Linked DNA regions of Homo sapiens: region 2 is linked to region 1. Evidence: chromatin loops called from intact Hi-C (ENCODE). Cell type or tissue: CD4-positive, alpha-beta T cell. All regions are shown on one strand.

The links. Peaks named below come from ENCODE experiments on the same cell type or tissue, not always from the same donor. Only the 100,000 strongest peaks of a DNase experiment are listed, where the experiment ranks them.
Region 2: a loop joins it to region 1, with 2.4 times the contacts of the local background. A loop is called at or near these places in 5 of 110 quality-filtered maps.

The regions. Positions count from the first base shown.
Region 1 is chr7:132,653,704-132,661,703 of GRCh38, forward strand. FLJ40288 (Putative uncharacterized protein FLJ40288) reads left to right here. Exons shown (of 5, transcript NR_046323.1): 2 at 7,778-7,842. Among named protein-coding and RNA genes, the nearest start is that of FLJ40288, 8.9 kb to the left of the region's middle. In CD4-positive, alpha-beta T cell, CTCF peaks have their summits at 529, 3,308 and 3,598; a DNase peak (open chromatin) is centred at 1,828; H3K4me3 peaks cover 653 bases; H3K27ac peaks cover 953 bases.
Region 2 is chr7:132,768,139-132,776,138 of GRCh38, forward strand. No RefSeq gene overlaps it. Among named protein-coding and RNA genes, the nearest start is that of FLJ40288, 120 kb to the left of the region's middle. RefSeq lists enhancers at 2,967-3,468, 3,469-3,968. In CD4-positive, alpha-beta T cell, no CTCF peak of the experiment used is centred here; DNase peaks (open chromatin) are centred at 3,243 and 3,493; H3K27ac peaks cover 2,160 bases.

The DNA.
Region 1 (8,000 bases):
GCTCACCCCTTCTGTCAGCTGAGCTATCCCCAGCCTGGAGAGGTGAGATGCCACCTCTGCTAACTTCCTTTTTTGGCTAGGAATATCCATTTTCTTCCTCATTGAGTCTGAGGAGGTAGCACTAGAAAAGCTTACTTATGCTTTTATCATTCAGATCTCTGGGTAAATTCTTACTCACCCAGAGACAAAAAGAACCTGCTCTAAGCTCCATCTTAGGTGCAAAAATTAGGTACAAGCAGAAAAAGAGAAGTCTGAAACATGGGTCTGCCTGAGAAGATGGTGGAAGGGGATTGCAAGTAGAGACTGACAGCCCCAAAAACTTGGAGAGACCCCCCCAGACAAGTCAATCAGAAGTGCCCAGAGTAACCTTCCCATAGAATTTTCTGCCACAATGGAAATGCTCTGTGACTTTATGTCCAATATGGTAGCCATGAGCCATGTGTGTGTCTCTGGAGCACCTGAAATGTAGTTAGTGTGACCAAGAAACTGAGTTTCTAATTTTGTTTGATTTGAGTTAGTTTGAATCTGAAGAGCCACATATGTATTACTGTATTAGACAGAAAGCTCTAGAAAAACGCTAAACTGAAAAAAAAAATTGAGGGTTGTCAGTGAGGGACAACCACCACTAGAGGCTTTCAGCAGGTTCTGAGCCAAGTTTAGAAATTTGCATGGGCCAAGCTTCAGCAGGCCAGGGGAAGTGGAGTTTCTACCTGAAGCTGAGGGGAAATCCAGCTCCATCTCCACGAAAATAGTATTTTCTAGGTACCGAGAGAAGAGGTTAAAGATAGATGTAAAGAAGCCATCACTGTGTTGTTTATTATAACCCAAACACTGGAAGTAATAGGATCAATACAATAAAAACTGCTGAGCACATATGATGGAACATTACACGAACATTAAAAATCATGTTTTTAAAAATTATTTGGTCACATAAGTGAAAAAATAGAATATGAAAAATATATATACATCATGATCAAAATTTCATGGAGGTAAATACATTATGTATACATGTATAGAAAACAGCTTAGAATGAAATATACTAAATTATCAACAGGAGTCATTTCTAGGTGGTAAAATTTTGAATACTTTTACTTATGTTTTATATTTTTTGCATATTTCCAAATTCTCTGTAATGGTCATTTGTTATTTTATACCAAAAAAAGTCCTATTTAAAGGATGTTCTAAAGAGCTTTTAATAGTGTAGCAAATGCAACTTATTGATAAGCAAACAAAGCAAGATATGATATTGTACATGTAAGTTCTATCATAAGTACATAAACCATATGTGGAGAAAACATTGGAATGTTTGCAATGCTCTCGTGAAATTACATACCTTTCTACTACAGTACTCTTTTCTATAGCCATCTTTTCTGCAATTAGATGTGTATTATTTTCTAACACAGAGGTGGAGAACTCCAACTCATCTGGATGAATCTCCAACCCCAAATATTTAAACAAGCATGTTCAGGCCCTTCCCCCAACCCTGGGTAGACTTGAGCCTTGCTCCTCCCACAGCGTCTTGGGGACACAGTGGCAGTTTCTTGCCCAGCACCCTCGGTGGGCTCCTGACACTCCTAGTGCCGAAATGGATGGCTACTCACCCTTTGGGGCTGACCCTTTCTCCTCCATCCCCTCCCACTCCATTACCACAGCGATTCATTGAAAGAGATCAATAATTATGAAAAACAATTGATTTTCTACTCCCCTCCACCCCCTTCTTTCTCTGAGTAAGTCTGTCTGACATGCATAACGGGAATCAAACCAGAGAGGAAGTGCTGCGGCTTCCCTGGTGGGACATTGTGCTCTCTCTCCCTCTCGGAGGGCCCCTCCCTCTGCACTTTCAGCGATTTCAAGATCCGCACATTACTCTTTATCAACTTGGCAGATGCTATTGCCTCTTCCGGCTCACAAGCTTCCGTGCTGGGCTCCTCTTGTCTGCTTCCTCTCCTGCTAAGATCCCAACACCAGCAACTCACCCAGGGCCGGCCGAGGCTCAGGCTGCAAACTGCACTACCCAGTTCTGAGAGGATAGAAAACTATAGCAGCTGGTTCATCAGGCTTGATGGTGCACCCCAGAACCTTCCCTTAAGGAAGGAGAATTCTCCAATAGATTCCCCTCTCAGTAAAAAACCTCATTCCCTTCATCTCAAAACAGAGGAGCTCGGAGTTGTAAGTGAACCCGAGTTGAGTGGGAACACCACCAAACCACTTCCCTCTGGAGCCCAGCTTTATACAGTAGACAGAATACTGGCATTTACAGGCTTATCATTTGCTATTTTGACCCAGGAGGTCCATTACCCAAAGTAACTTGCAATTTTACTAAGGCATGAATTTAAATTGTTTTTGCTGAATGGTTGATAAGGCAAAAGAAAACTGAAGGCGTGTCAATAACGAAATGGTCATTTGGAAGGGAAACTGAGGCATCAAGAGACGACAAGTATTGGTATAATGGGTCCTTAAAAGCTCTAATTTCAGACCCACAGCAGAGCATTAGCATTCAGAATGGTTGAAACAGAAGTTGATCTGGATTTATTAAAATGTCAGTTTCTTGATATAGTGGTCTCTTCAACAAAGTCTTAATTGCTAGCCTCCCACCAATTTGGAAAACACACATACACATACACACACACACACACACACAGTTTATTCATACCTTTAAACTACTCTGCTTGCCCTTAAAGTTCTCCATTCATTCAACCTCCTAACTGTGAAATTCAAATGACTCCCATCGGGCCCTAATGGCCCTGGTCCCAGATCACCAAAACAGTAAATGTGATGGTTAGTATTCAGTGTCGACTTGATTAGATTGAATAATGCAAAGTATTGTTCCTGGGTGTGTCTGTGAGGGTGTTGCCAAAGGAGATTAACATTTGAGTCAGTGGACTGGAGAGGCACAACCCACCCTCAATCTTGGTGGCCACCGTCTCATCAGCTGCCAGCCTGGCTAGAAGAAAGCAGGCAGAAGAAGGTGGAATTAGCAGACTTGCTAAGTCTGCTGGCCTTCATCTTTCTCCTGTGCTGGATGCTTCCTGCTCTTGAACATCCGACTCCAAGTTCTCCAGCCTTTGGACACTTGGAGTTACGCCAGGGATTTGTCAGGGGCTCTCAGGTTTTTGGCCACAGACTGAAGGCTGCACTGTTGGCTTCCCTACTTTTGAGGTTTGGGAACTCAGATACGCTTCCTGGCTCCTCAGCTTGCAGACGGTTTATTGTGGGGGACTTCACCTTGTGGTCGTGTGAGTCAATTCTCCTCTTCATATATCCATATATCCTATTAGTTATGTCCCTTTACAGAACCCTAATACAGGAACCCTCTAGGAAACACTGCTCCTGGTGGACATCTGTGAGTATGGCATCGAACTACTGTGGCCAAATGGACTCCTCCTCATCCATTAATCTTTCTTCTTATTTTCATCTGCCTCAAACCATCTCCAGATTTCCCTCCTTACCCCTGTTTACCTAAACTTTCTTGGCATGGCATGGGCCAGCCTGTGACACTGGGGAGCACAAATTACATCTCAAGGAGTGGGGACATGCCACCCTGGGCCCAAAGCACAAGCCACATATTCTGCAGGAAGAGCACACACCCCCTTTTGGATGCAGTGCATAATTTCTTCCTGTGTGTGCACTTGGGACTAGAACTCCTTAATGCTTGGCTTACCAGTCAAGTGGTAGGAAACCGAGCAGATGGAAGACGAGTAGGGCCCAGGTGCATGGAGGAGGGCTGAGTCAGGAAGTAGGAAGAGGAAGAGCATTTGGGGAAGAAGCAGGACTTGAGCAGTAAGAGTCATTCAGTGGGATTCATTTCGGGGCACCAAGTGAAACTTTGTCAGTCCCCCAGCTGATGACACAAACTGCGTCATTACAAATTCATTTCTGTAGCTCAAGGTTTAAATCTGCTAAAATGCAAATGTCTTGGTAACACTTTAAAAAGAGGTCAGTGTTTTATTCAGCTGTGAATGTGCCTCCACTTCCTGGAGGCTGGCTTTGATCAAAAACAGGAGAGGAGTAGGCACCTTGAGCGAGGAGGGGGCCAATAACCAGGGGGAGCTGAGAGAGCCTAGCATCTGGGAAGGACAGGGAGCTCACCATGCACCGCACAGCCGCTCCCCAAAAGTCAACCTCAACCTCTTCATCTTTTGCTTTCTTTTGATTCTCTTTCCTCTATTCTGCATCTTTTCCCTTTTTCCACATATGAATCCCCATTCCAGCCAGGATGGCTAGAGGTTTCCTAACTTCTCTGCCTCATAGCTTAACCAGGACATGTGTCCTCAGGACTTCCTGGGGCAATTTTTAAATAAGCTCTCCTTTAACACTCTCCAGTTCAGTAGCTGTATTAGTCTGTTCTCACATTGCTATAAAGAACTACCTGAGACTGGGTAATTTATGAAGAAAGGAGGTTTAATTGGCTCAGGGTTCTGCAGGCTGTCCAGGAAGCAGGGCTGGGGAGCCTTCAGGAAACTTTCAATCATGGCAGAAGGCAAAGGGGAAGCAGGCACGTCTTACATGGCCAGAGAAGGAGGAAGAGAGAGCAGGGAGAGGTGCTACACACTTTTAAACAACCATATCTTGTGAGAACTCACTCAGTATCACGAGAACAGCAAGGGGGAAATCCACCCCCATGATCCAAACACCTCCCACCAGGCTCCTCCTCCAACACTGGGGATCACAATTCAACATGAGATTTGGGCAGGGACACAAATCCAAACCATATCAGTAGCTTTGTCTTTCTTCCCTCCCTATTTCCTACTTTTCTTTCATCCTCCTTTTTAGTTCCTCTCCCTGCCTCTATTCATCTTTCCATCAATATTGATTAGGTGCCTGTTTACATGGTAGGCATGGGAAGTATAAAGATGTGTAATAGACAAACGAAGCCATCATTCTCCTTTCATTCAAAATTCACTTCAGAAGCTAAGCCCAAGCTTAGACAGCAGTAAGCACGTGGGCTTTAATTCTAGTTCTTCCTTTGACCCCTCCACTGCCTCCTCTCAGTGGACCTCAAGCAATTAAATCAGCCTCAATGCCTTGGTTTCTCTATTCATAAACAGGGACAGGAGTAAAATAGAAGATCCTTATTTTTTCCTTCACAACCTTGAAGAGAAGCATATTCATTTGTCTATAGGAGCATACTCATTTGCATCCCTCTAGGAACTCACAGAAAACCAGGTGGCATTATTAAACATACCAGTGAAAGATACTTCAAAATTCAGAGAATGTCTTTCTATTTTGTATATTAATGCTTTGGTAAATCTACCCTAGAGATTGTATAATAATATCTCATTTTAAAGTAAACTGAATGCATTATTCTAGTTTAATGCAATCAAATATTTAGGTATATATGTGACTTGTTTTTCCCATCTCATACTTTGAAAAAGAGCTTTCAATAAAGATTCCAAAACAGGTTGCGTTTTTCCCCCTAGAATTTTCATTGTCTAATAATTATTATATCGCTCAAAGCATGAGTTATATCAAGACTTTATGGATTTTTCTGAGTGGCAGTGTGCTGTGCCAGATAGAGCATTAGACTGAAAATCATGAGACCTGGATTCTAGGTATAATATTGCTATTTACTAATTCTTTATCTTTTTAGTTAAAATTCTCTTGGTAACCAGTAATGGAAACCAGCTCTAAATGATCTTTGTTTTTTATGAAAAATTTATTGGAAGGCCCCTGCTGTATGAAATTGAAGAAAGAGTTGGACAACCAAGACACGTGAAGAGAGAGCATGAGACTGGCTCCAGCACTCAGCATTAGGAGAGCATGGACTTCCTTCCAATTGTGCCACCTTTCACAGACCTACCCTCAAGAAACCTTCAGCCTGAGTCCCTGTGTCAAATGTCAAACTCTTGAGAAAGAGACTGATAAGCTCAGCTCGAGGCCAGGAGAGAGAACCTGCTATCTCTGGGGTCCAGGTCAGGAGGAATGACAGCCCAGATGTGACCCTGAGGCCTCCCCCTATACTGCAGTCATTCTCAGGAATGAGGGACATCACTAGAGCTGGGAAGGCCTGATATGGTTTGGTTGTGTACCCACCCAAATCCCATCTTGAATTGTAGCTCCCACATGTCATGGGAGGGGCCCAGTGAAAGGTAATTGAATCATGGGGGTTAGTCTTTCCTGTGCTGTGCTCATGATAGTGAATAAGTCTCACGAGAGCTGATGGTTTTATAAAGGGGAGTTCCCCTGCACAAGCTCTCTCTTGCCTACCACCATGTAAGGTGTCCCTTGCTCTTCTGCCGTGATTGTGAGGCCTCCCCAGCCATATGAACTGTGAGTCAAATAAATCTCTTTCCTTTATAAATTACCCAGTCTTGGGTATATCTTTACTAGCAGCATGAGAATGAACTAATACAAAGCCACTCCAAGAGGCCTCTGCCAGTATCTTTGGGCCATTATCCAGTCCCTGGGCCTCTGTTCCTTCTGTAAATGCCAGGAGTTTGACTAGATTATTTGAGATCCCTCCTAGCTTCTTCACCCTATGGTTCATGGTGGCAGTCCCTAGCGCTTCTTGAAAGTGATAATGGGACTCTTTGGACATCTTTCAGTATTTCCAAAAATGAAACAGAAATTTTTATGGGAGACAGGTTTGCCCGGGCACACTAAAAAAAAAAAAAAAAAATGATGTTTCAATTTATGGCCTAGAATTAGGTCAACCCAGTAGGATAGCAATGACAGTTTACTGATCAGAAGCTCTGATTGGCAGCTAAATTTTGATTAACATAAGATGGAATAATAATCATTGTTTAATCAATGTATCTTGATTGAAAAAAATGTCTTGTGAGATCACTTAGAAGTTAAAAGCATTGGAATCCTTCACGTATGTTGCAAGAGGAAGCTTAATTTATTTTTGTGAAGTTAGAGTACATTTCCTCACCCATACCCACAGACACCTACAAGAGAACTTGGAAAATAAGGAGCTGGCGTCTGCCTCTACTCAGCCACCTGAATAAAAAGCCCACATGTAACCAGTCATGGTGTCAACACCCGAAGTTGTTGTAAAAGCCCATATGCATTTAGCCATGGTGTTAGCACTCAGAGTAAGAAGGTGAGCTTCAGCAGTAGGCCTTTGTAAGGAGAAGGCTACATTTCATCTCAGAAAAGCTACCACCAATGCGCTTACCCTCTCTAAAGAAACTCAGAAGAACTTGAAGCCTAATAAATATGTGCCACTTTTTCTCACTGTCTGGACATTAACCATCAAAACACCTTTAAAATGACAGGGAGCCGTAATATATTATTTTGTCTTAAAGAAAGAATGAATTTAGGACTAGTCATATTCTTCCTGTAGCTAGTGTTGTGTCCATGGATCCATCACCTCTGCCTCTGAGCTTCAGTTTCCTCCTCTGAAGACTGAGAAGCTGAATATGAGGCTAAGATTCTTTCTAGCTCAAATTTTCTGTGTTCCAAAAACATGATGCATTACTTGAGCTCTTCCTATGTGCCTGGCACTATTCTAGGTGATTATAAATGTACAGTATGTCCTTTAATCTCCAACAACAATGCATCCTTTTCATCCCTGTTTTATGAAAAAGGAAACAGATCCACAAAGAGGCCAAGCTAGGGAGGAACCGAGTCAGATGTCTGTATCCTGAAAGTAACTCTGAGCCTGATCCGCTCAGGCACTGGAAGCTTCCCTACATCCCCTTTCTCCAATTTCTTCAACACAACCTGAGCAGACGCTTGCATGTGCAGTTCTTTTCATCTTTCCCCTGACATCACCCCAATCACCTAAGTTACTTGTCTCTGAATTGCCTTCAATTTGTCTTCATCTTTCTAGAACAGAAGAGATGATGGCAATGCACCTTGCAGGTGCAGTTTCCTTGGGGACCCCTGAACAAGGAGGTAAACTTCATCTGTTGAAGTCTCCTATAGAAGAGTAGAGAGTCTGTCTGGATGGTGCTGCCTAAGAGGCAAGAAACCACAGGACCCAAAAATAGCCATGGAGCACCACTTGGGATAAGTGCCCAATAAATGAAGGGGTAGGGAAATAGAGCCCAGGG
Region 2 (8,000 bases), 110 kb after region 1:
TATCAATTATGTGTACAGTTAGTATGTATCAATAATTATTATGTATAAGTACATAAATAAGTAAGTAAAAGGTCTGACTCTCAGACTCTGCTGTAACCATGGATTCTTGGACCATTGTGTTACAGTTTTAGGTAACACTCAGCATTCTTCCTGCAAATAAATACCTCAACTGGTCGAGAGCCACTATTCTGACGTGAAGAACTTCCCTCTGGTTTCTTTGAACTTGGTGAACTTGAGCCGTTCACTCCCAGGCCTCCCTCCAGGTCAGATCTGTAGGTCTCAGGTGATGCCAGGGAAACTCCCCAGGTGATATGTGAGGTTTTTGTTAAATGCATAGAAGTAACATTTATTATTATCCTATATAGCAATTGTTTTGGCCTATACTGTTAATTTTTAATAAGTTAATAGAGTTCCCAATTCTTGTAAATTCAGAAAACAAAAATGGTTTAATCACATTTCTTTTTAAAAACATCTTTATTGAAATATCATTCACATATCATAAAATTCACCCATTTAAAGTGCAGAAATCCCAACCTGGGCAAGATGGTAAGCCTCCATCTCTACAAAAAAATATTAAAATTAGCTGGGTGTGGTGGCACCCACCTGTAGTCCCAGCTACTCAGGAGGCTGAGGCAGGTGGATAGATTAAGCCCAGCAGGTTGAGGCTGTAGTGAGCCATGATCACGCCACTGTACTCCAGCCTGGGCAACAAAGCAAGACCTGTCTCAATTTTAAAAAAAAATGCACAAATTGATGGTTTTTAGTATGTTCAGAGTTGTGCAATTAATCACCACAATCTAATTTTAGAACATTTTCTTTACACAAAAAAAGAAAACCTTTAGCAGTCACTCCTCATTCCTCTTAACCCCTAGCAACCACTCATTCACTTTCTGTTTCTGTGGATTTGCCTGTTCTGATCATTTCATATAAATGGAACTATGCAATATGTGGTCTTTCTGTGAGTGGCTTCTTTTCACTTAGCGTAATGTTTTTGAGGCTCACCCATGTTGTAGCATGCATCAGACCTCCATTCCTTTTTGTTCAATAATATTTGATTGTATGGATATACCACATTTTATTCATTCATTAGTTGATGGAGATTTGGATGGTTTCCACTTGTCAGCTATCATGAATAATGCTACTGTCAACATTTGTGTACAAGTTTTTGTATAAACCTATGTTTTCATTTCTCCTGGGTATATTCCTAGGTATAGAATTGCTGGGTCATATGGTAACTCCATGTTCAACCTTTTAAGGAACTGCCAGGCTGTGGCATCATTTCACATTCCTACCAGCAATGTATGAGAGTTCTAACTTTCCCGTGTCTTCACCAGCACTTGTTATTGTTCTTTTTTTAAAAATCATAGCCATCTTAGTGGTTGTGAATTGGTGTTTCATTGAAGTTTTAATTCATATTTCCCTAATGATTAGTGATGTTGGGCATCTTTTCATGTCCTTATGGCCATTTGTATATTTTCTTTGGAGAAACGTCTATTCAGATCCTTTCCCATTTCCCATGTGATTCTGATATGCCTGGCTGAGGACTTCTTCATTTAACACTGTTCTATTCCATGACTAGAAATTAGAAGCTTAACCTTGACCAGGCATTTGATGAGACAGGGATTCCGGTAAGAGATTATGAAGACATCACTAAAAAACCATGTCCCTGCTAGCCTGAAGTTGGATCCCTAATGATGGAAAGAGAATAGGAGTGAGAGAGGGAGAGCACCTCTTTGTTGAATGCAGATGTATCAGTTAGGAGGTTTCAGCTAACAATAACAGCAAACCCAATCCAACATAAGAAAAAGAAAAAATGTATTGCCTCTTGTAATAAGAAGTCTAATAGTAGAACAGTTTTAACTGATTAATTCAGCAGCTCAACAATACAAAAAAAAAAAACCCATAGATTCTTCCCATCCCCCATGCCTCAGTTTCTGTACTCAGACCTGTCACTCCATGTTCACAAGGTGGTCACCAAAGCTCCAGGTCTTGTACACTCACACATCAAAGGCCATCAGGGGAAACACAACCTGGCATCACTAGTGCCCCCTTTTAACTTTCCCAGAAGCACTCAGCAGACTTTCTTCACAAGTCATTGGCTAGAATCATGTCACATGCCCACTCCTGAGCCAATCACTGGCAAGGGAAGTTGAATTACTATGATTGGCTTAAGTTAACCAGGATTCATCCCTGGGTCTGGGAAGGGGATCTCCTTTCCCCTGAAACACTTGTCCATCTGCTACTTGGACAAACTCAAGGTCTGTCACTAAGGAAGGCATTAACGCTTGGATAAGCCACAGCGAACATTATTTACTACTGTCTAGGGCAAGAGATTATGGAAAAAGAACTGGAAGAGACTTGACCCTTTTATACCACTCTCTACAGATTTATAGCGATCTTCCTGAAGGATATTACAGACTGCCTATAACCTTCAAAGTGCCTAGTAATCCTCACTTTAAGGACATTACTAATGTGGCTTTAAGATGTCTATAAAACCAAGAATTGACCCAAGTTCTCCTGGCTCTAAAAGGCTGTCTGGGCCAAATTGATGGTATCCAAGGGCTGGTAAGATCAGGTGGATGGGGGGGGGGGAGTCCATGAACCTTAGACTTTAAGCCCAGATGACACAAACATGTGATGAGTGAGTAGGGTGTCATAAAGTCAAGAGGAAGAGGAGTCAGTTGGGGAGAGTTGAGGGATAGGCGGGAGAATTATAAATAAATAGGTGTTTTGGGCAACTTGAAATTATGGTTGAAATTGTCCAGCAAGGGGCCCTGCATGGTGCCTCACACCTGTAATCCCAGTGCTTTGGGAGGCCGAGGCAGGAGAATTGCTTGAGGCCAGGAGTTTGAAGCTGCAGTGAGCTATGATCGCACCACTGCACTCCAGCCTGGGTGACAAAGCAAGACTGTCTCTTAAAAAAATGTTCATAGCTAGGCGTGGTGGCGGGCACTTGTAATCCCAGCTACTCAGGAGGCTGAAACAGGAGAATCGCTTGAATCTGGGAGGTAGAGGTTGCAGTGAGCCAAAATCATGCCACTGAACTCCAGCCTGGGTGAAAGAGCAAGACTGTGTTTCAAAAACACAAAACAAAATTAAAAATGTTCAAGAGAGTACGTGTAGAGTTCTCGAAGTTTGATTTTCTCTTTTCTGCAGTTGTTTATTTTTAATCTACTAGCAACAGGAAGAGGGTGCTCAGCAAAGGCAGGCTCAAAGGCTGAGCTGGTGACTTTGCATGGAGCCCCACCCATCTGCTTTGTATCTGCATTCATGAGCAGCTCCAGCTCCAAAGCCAATGTACCAGTAACAAATCTCCACTGAATGGGGCCTGAAAGTTCCAGACCGACAGTCACTTTCCTTCCAAACTCTTTTTGCCTCAGAAGACCTTGAAAACCCAGCAACCACATGGACTTGGAGTTTTATTTAGAATGGCTGGGCTCTGTGCCCTGCACCCTGGTGGCCCACCTGGGGCCTGCTGAGTGGTTGCACCTGGGACCTTCCGGAGGCAGAAGCAGTGCACGCGCACACAGCCTGGCTGTGTCTCCCCCTCTACCACTTCCTGGGTGGCAGGCCGAGCGGGGGAACACCATGGAGTTAGGCAGATGTCTTGGAGCTCAGGGAAAGCAAAAAAGGAAGTGGGGAATTTGCCTGACAGACCCCAGTGAGCAAAATTAGCATCAGCCACAGGCAGGAGGTTCTCCAGTTATTTTTCCTCTGCTCAAAATCTCAGTAACTTTGCACAGACAAGATATTTTGTGCTACTGCACCCAGTACACGAGAGAAAGCCGACGAAAATGATGGGGCTTTTATTCCTTCATTCAACTCAACATTTATTGAAGGCTTGTCCTGGACAAATGCACTGTACCGGACACCGTGGGGATGGGGGGAACTTGGAGGTTTATAACAAGGGTTGTCCTAAAGATCTAGTGTCAAGGTGGGGCTTGGATAGAGAGGAGCTCATGCAACAGTTAAGAGCCAGACTTCTAGGGAGGGCAGATTGCGTTGTTTACGCACTGTATGACCCTTAGCAGGTTATTTAATCCCTCCAAGCCTCAGTTTTCTTACCTGCAAAATAAGAATAATAAAAATACCTAATTTATAGGATTATTGCACTTTTTTTTTTTTTTTTTTTTTAGATGGAGTCTCACTCTGTCACCCAGGCTGGAGTGCAGTAGCGTAATTTTGGCTCACTGCAACCTCCATTTCCCGGGTTGAAGCAATTCTCCTGCCTCAGTCTCCCAAGTAGCTGGGATTACAGGTGCACACCACCATGCCTGGCTAATGTTTGTATTTTTAGTAGAGACAGGGTTTTGCCATGTTGGCCAGGCTGATCTCGAACTCTTGACCTCAAGTGATCCACCTGCCTCGGCCTCCCAAAGTTCTGGGATTACAGGCGTGAGCCACCATGCCTGGCTAATTTTTGTATTTTTAGTACAGACAGGGTTTTGCCATGTTGGTGAGGCTGATCTCGAACTCTTGACCTCAAGTGATCCACCTGCCTTGGCCTCCCAAAGTGCTGGGATTACAGGCGTGAGCCACCATGCCTGGCTAATTTTTGTATTTTTAGTAGAGACAGGGTTTTGCCATGTTGGTCAGGCTGATCTCGAACTCTTGACCTCAAGTGATCCACCTGCCTCGGCCTCCCAAAGTACTGGGATTACAGGCGTGAGCCACCGTGCCTGGCTAATGTTTGTATTTTTAGTAGAGACAGGGTTTTGCCATGTTGGCCAGGCTGATCTCGAACTCTTGACCTCAAGTGATCCACCTGCCTCGGCCTCCCAAAGTGCTGGGATTACAGGCGTGAGCCACCGTGCCTGGCTAATTTTTGTATTTTTAGTAGAGACAGGGTTTTGCCATGTTGGTCAGGCTGATCTCGAACTCTTGACCTCAAGTGATCCACCTGCCTCGGCCTCCCAAAGTGCTGGGATTACAGGCGTGAGCCACCGTGCCCAGATGGCAACAGGAGATATTGAGATGCTTAACACAGTGGCTGGCACAGAATAGCCCTCACCAAATGTCAGTTTCAGGTAGGTATTATCAAGGGAGTGGAAATGACTTTGTCATAGGAATAACCCTGAACCTGTTTGAATTTATTTTGAATCCTTTTTATTCCGAAGTATAAAATACAGTGAAGTACAGAAAACAAATGTACAGATAATGAATTCTCATAAATGAAATACACCCATTCACCACTCAGGCAAAGAGACAGAATAGTAGCAAGACCCTAGAAATCCCATTAGTGTCCCCTTCCAATCAGGACACCCTCCAACCCCAAGAAAGGTAACTGCCGTCCATATATGGTAACACTTCTTTACTTCTCATAAGTTTTACTGCATAAGCATCCATCTCTAAAAACTATCCTTTTTCTGCCTTAAAAAATTTATATGAATGCAATTACACAATATTCATTCTTTAGTATTTGACTTCTTTGGCTCAACACTGTAAGAATCATCTGTGTTTTTATGTGTAGCCATAAATCAGTCATCCGTATGATTGCATCATATTCCAGATGCCTAAATATATTTAATCAGTTTTACTATGATGCACATTTGGTTGTTTTTACTCTGTAGCTAGTATGAATAATGCTACTGAACACTAAGTATGTACCTAGAAATGGTATTGCTGAGTCATAAGTTATGTATAGATTCGGCTTTCATAGAAAATGTCAAATCATTTTCCAAATTGGCTGTACCAATTTATAATCTTACCAGCAATGTATTAGAAGCTAGTTGCTTCATATCCTTGTCAACGCTATTTTCCATCTTTTACATTTTTGCCACGTCACAGGACAAATGGTAGCATCTCGTTGTGAATTTAATTTGCATTTCCCTAATTAGCAGTTCCATGGAGTACATTTCATAAGCTTATTGGTCATTTACGTTTTTTTGTGTGAAGTGCTTATTTCAGTCTCTTGCCCATTCTTCTATTCAGCTGTCTTTTTCTTACTGGTTTATAGGCCTTTTTTATATATTCTGGATATGACCTTTTGTTGGCTGTTTCACAAATATCTTCGTCTTAAGGCTTGCCTTTTCATTCTCTTCATAATGTCCTGATGAACAAAAATTCTCCATTTTAAAGGAATACAATTTATCAGCATTTTCCCTTATGGGTAGTGTTTTTTCGTATGCTGTTTAAGAAACAGTTCCTTACACTGAGGTTATGGAGCTATTCTTCTATACTATATTCTAGAAGTTTTGGTGTTTACTCATTTAAATGATACTCCAATTGAAATTGACTTTCAAGTATGGAGTAAGAGAGGGTCCAGTTTTCCTCTTTTTCCATGGGGACATCTAACTGAGCTGGCACCATTTTTTTTAAAGACCATTCTCTCCCCTCTGACCTGAAGCACAAACTTCATCATAAATCAACCAACCACATATGCATGGGTCAGTTTCTGAACTCTCTATTCTGTCCCATCCATCAATTCCATATCATTTCACTCTTTTAATTGTGGTAACTTATTATAATGACTCTAGTAGAGCAAGCCTTCGCATCTAGCTCTTTAAGAATGTCATAGCATTCAATTCATTTTTTAAAGTAAACTTCTTTTACCTTTGCTGCTTTTTAAAACATGTAATTCTTTTTTTATCTTGAAATGCTTTTAAACTTACAGAAAAGTTTCAAGAATAGTACAAACTTTTCTTCCTGAACCATTTGACAGTGAATTGCCAAAATGATACCCCATCAGCCCCAAATACCCCAAACAAGAACAATCTCCTCTATAACAACCATACAATCCTCAAAATAAGCAAATAAATAACATTGCTATATTACTATCATCGAGTCTACAGACACTGTTCACGTTCTGGCAATTGTCCCAGTGATGTCTTTGATAGCAAAAAGGATCCAGTCCAGGATCACGTATTGTATTTCATTGTGTCTCTTTAGTTTTCTTCAATTTGGACCAGTTCTTTGAGACTTTTTCCCGTGACTTTCATGATTTTGACACTTCAGAAGTTACAGACCAGCTATTTTGTAGACTGGGCCTCCCTCAGGCATGTCTGATGTTTTCCTCATGATTAGATTCATGCTATCCTTTTGGTGGGACAGTCTCAGAAGCACCGCTGCTGTGTTCTCACTGCATCCTATCACATTTTGATGTGGCCCATTCCTGGTCATGTTAATGTTGATCACTTGATTTAGGTGGTGTCTGTCAGGTTTCTTCTTTGTAAGAATTTACTCTGTTTAGTTTTGTAGTTCATGAGTTGGAAGGGAATTTAACATGTAAACATCCATCCTGTTCCTCAGAAGAGTAGCCCCCTAGTTTTAACATGCAATTGATGTTTCTTGGCTGAATTATTACTATGGTGGTTGTCAAATAATAATTTCATAAATATATCACTCCTTTAACATTTATTAGTTTGCATTCTATACTAAGGGAAAGATTTCTCCTTTCTCCTTTTATTTATTAATTATTTATTATATTAGCATTGACCCATGATATCAGTTTGGACCATTCCTTTGTTACTCAGTGGGTTAAATCTGCCCAAGTTGGGGCCAGTGATAGCCCCTTCAAGATGGCACTGCCCTTTCGGTATGTTCCCATCTTGTATTTTTTCCTGCCTAGGGCTTAGCCATTTCTTCAAGAAGCTATGGTTCCTTTCTAGTGAAAGATGGTGTTTAGATCAAAGATCTGGGCATATGGTGAGCTCTTTGCTATTAGAATGCTGTTGCTCCCAGCTCCTCTCGATGACGGATCTAAGGAATATCTGAATGAATGTACATTCATACATACATATGTGCATAATATATGAGTATGAATAGATACATATAAATGTGCATGCATTTTTATATATATTTATATATCCTTTATATATACTGAAATAAATATATATATATTTGTTTCAGTATCTAGCTATCACCACAATTTCACTTCAATATCTCCAATTCCAAACCAATGCTACAGAGGTCATTTTAATTTCTCCCTTTCCGTATTTGTAACTTCCTTATCTGACAATCAGAAAACTGGCTCTCATTATCCTCAATATGTTTATTATTAG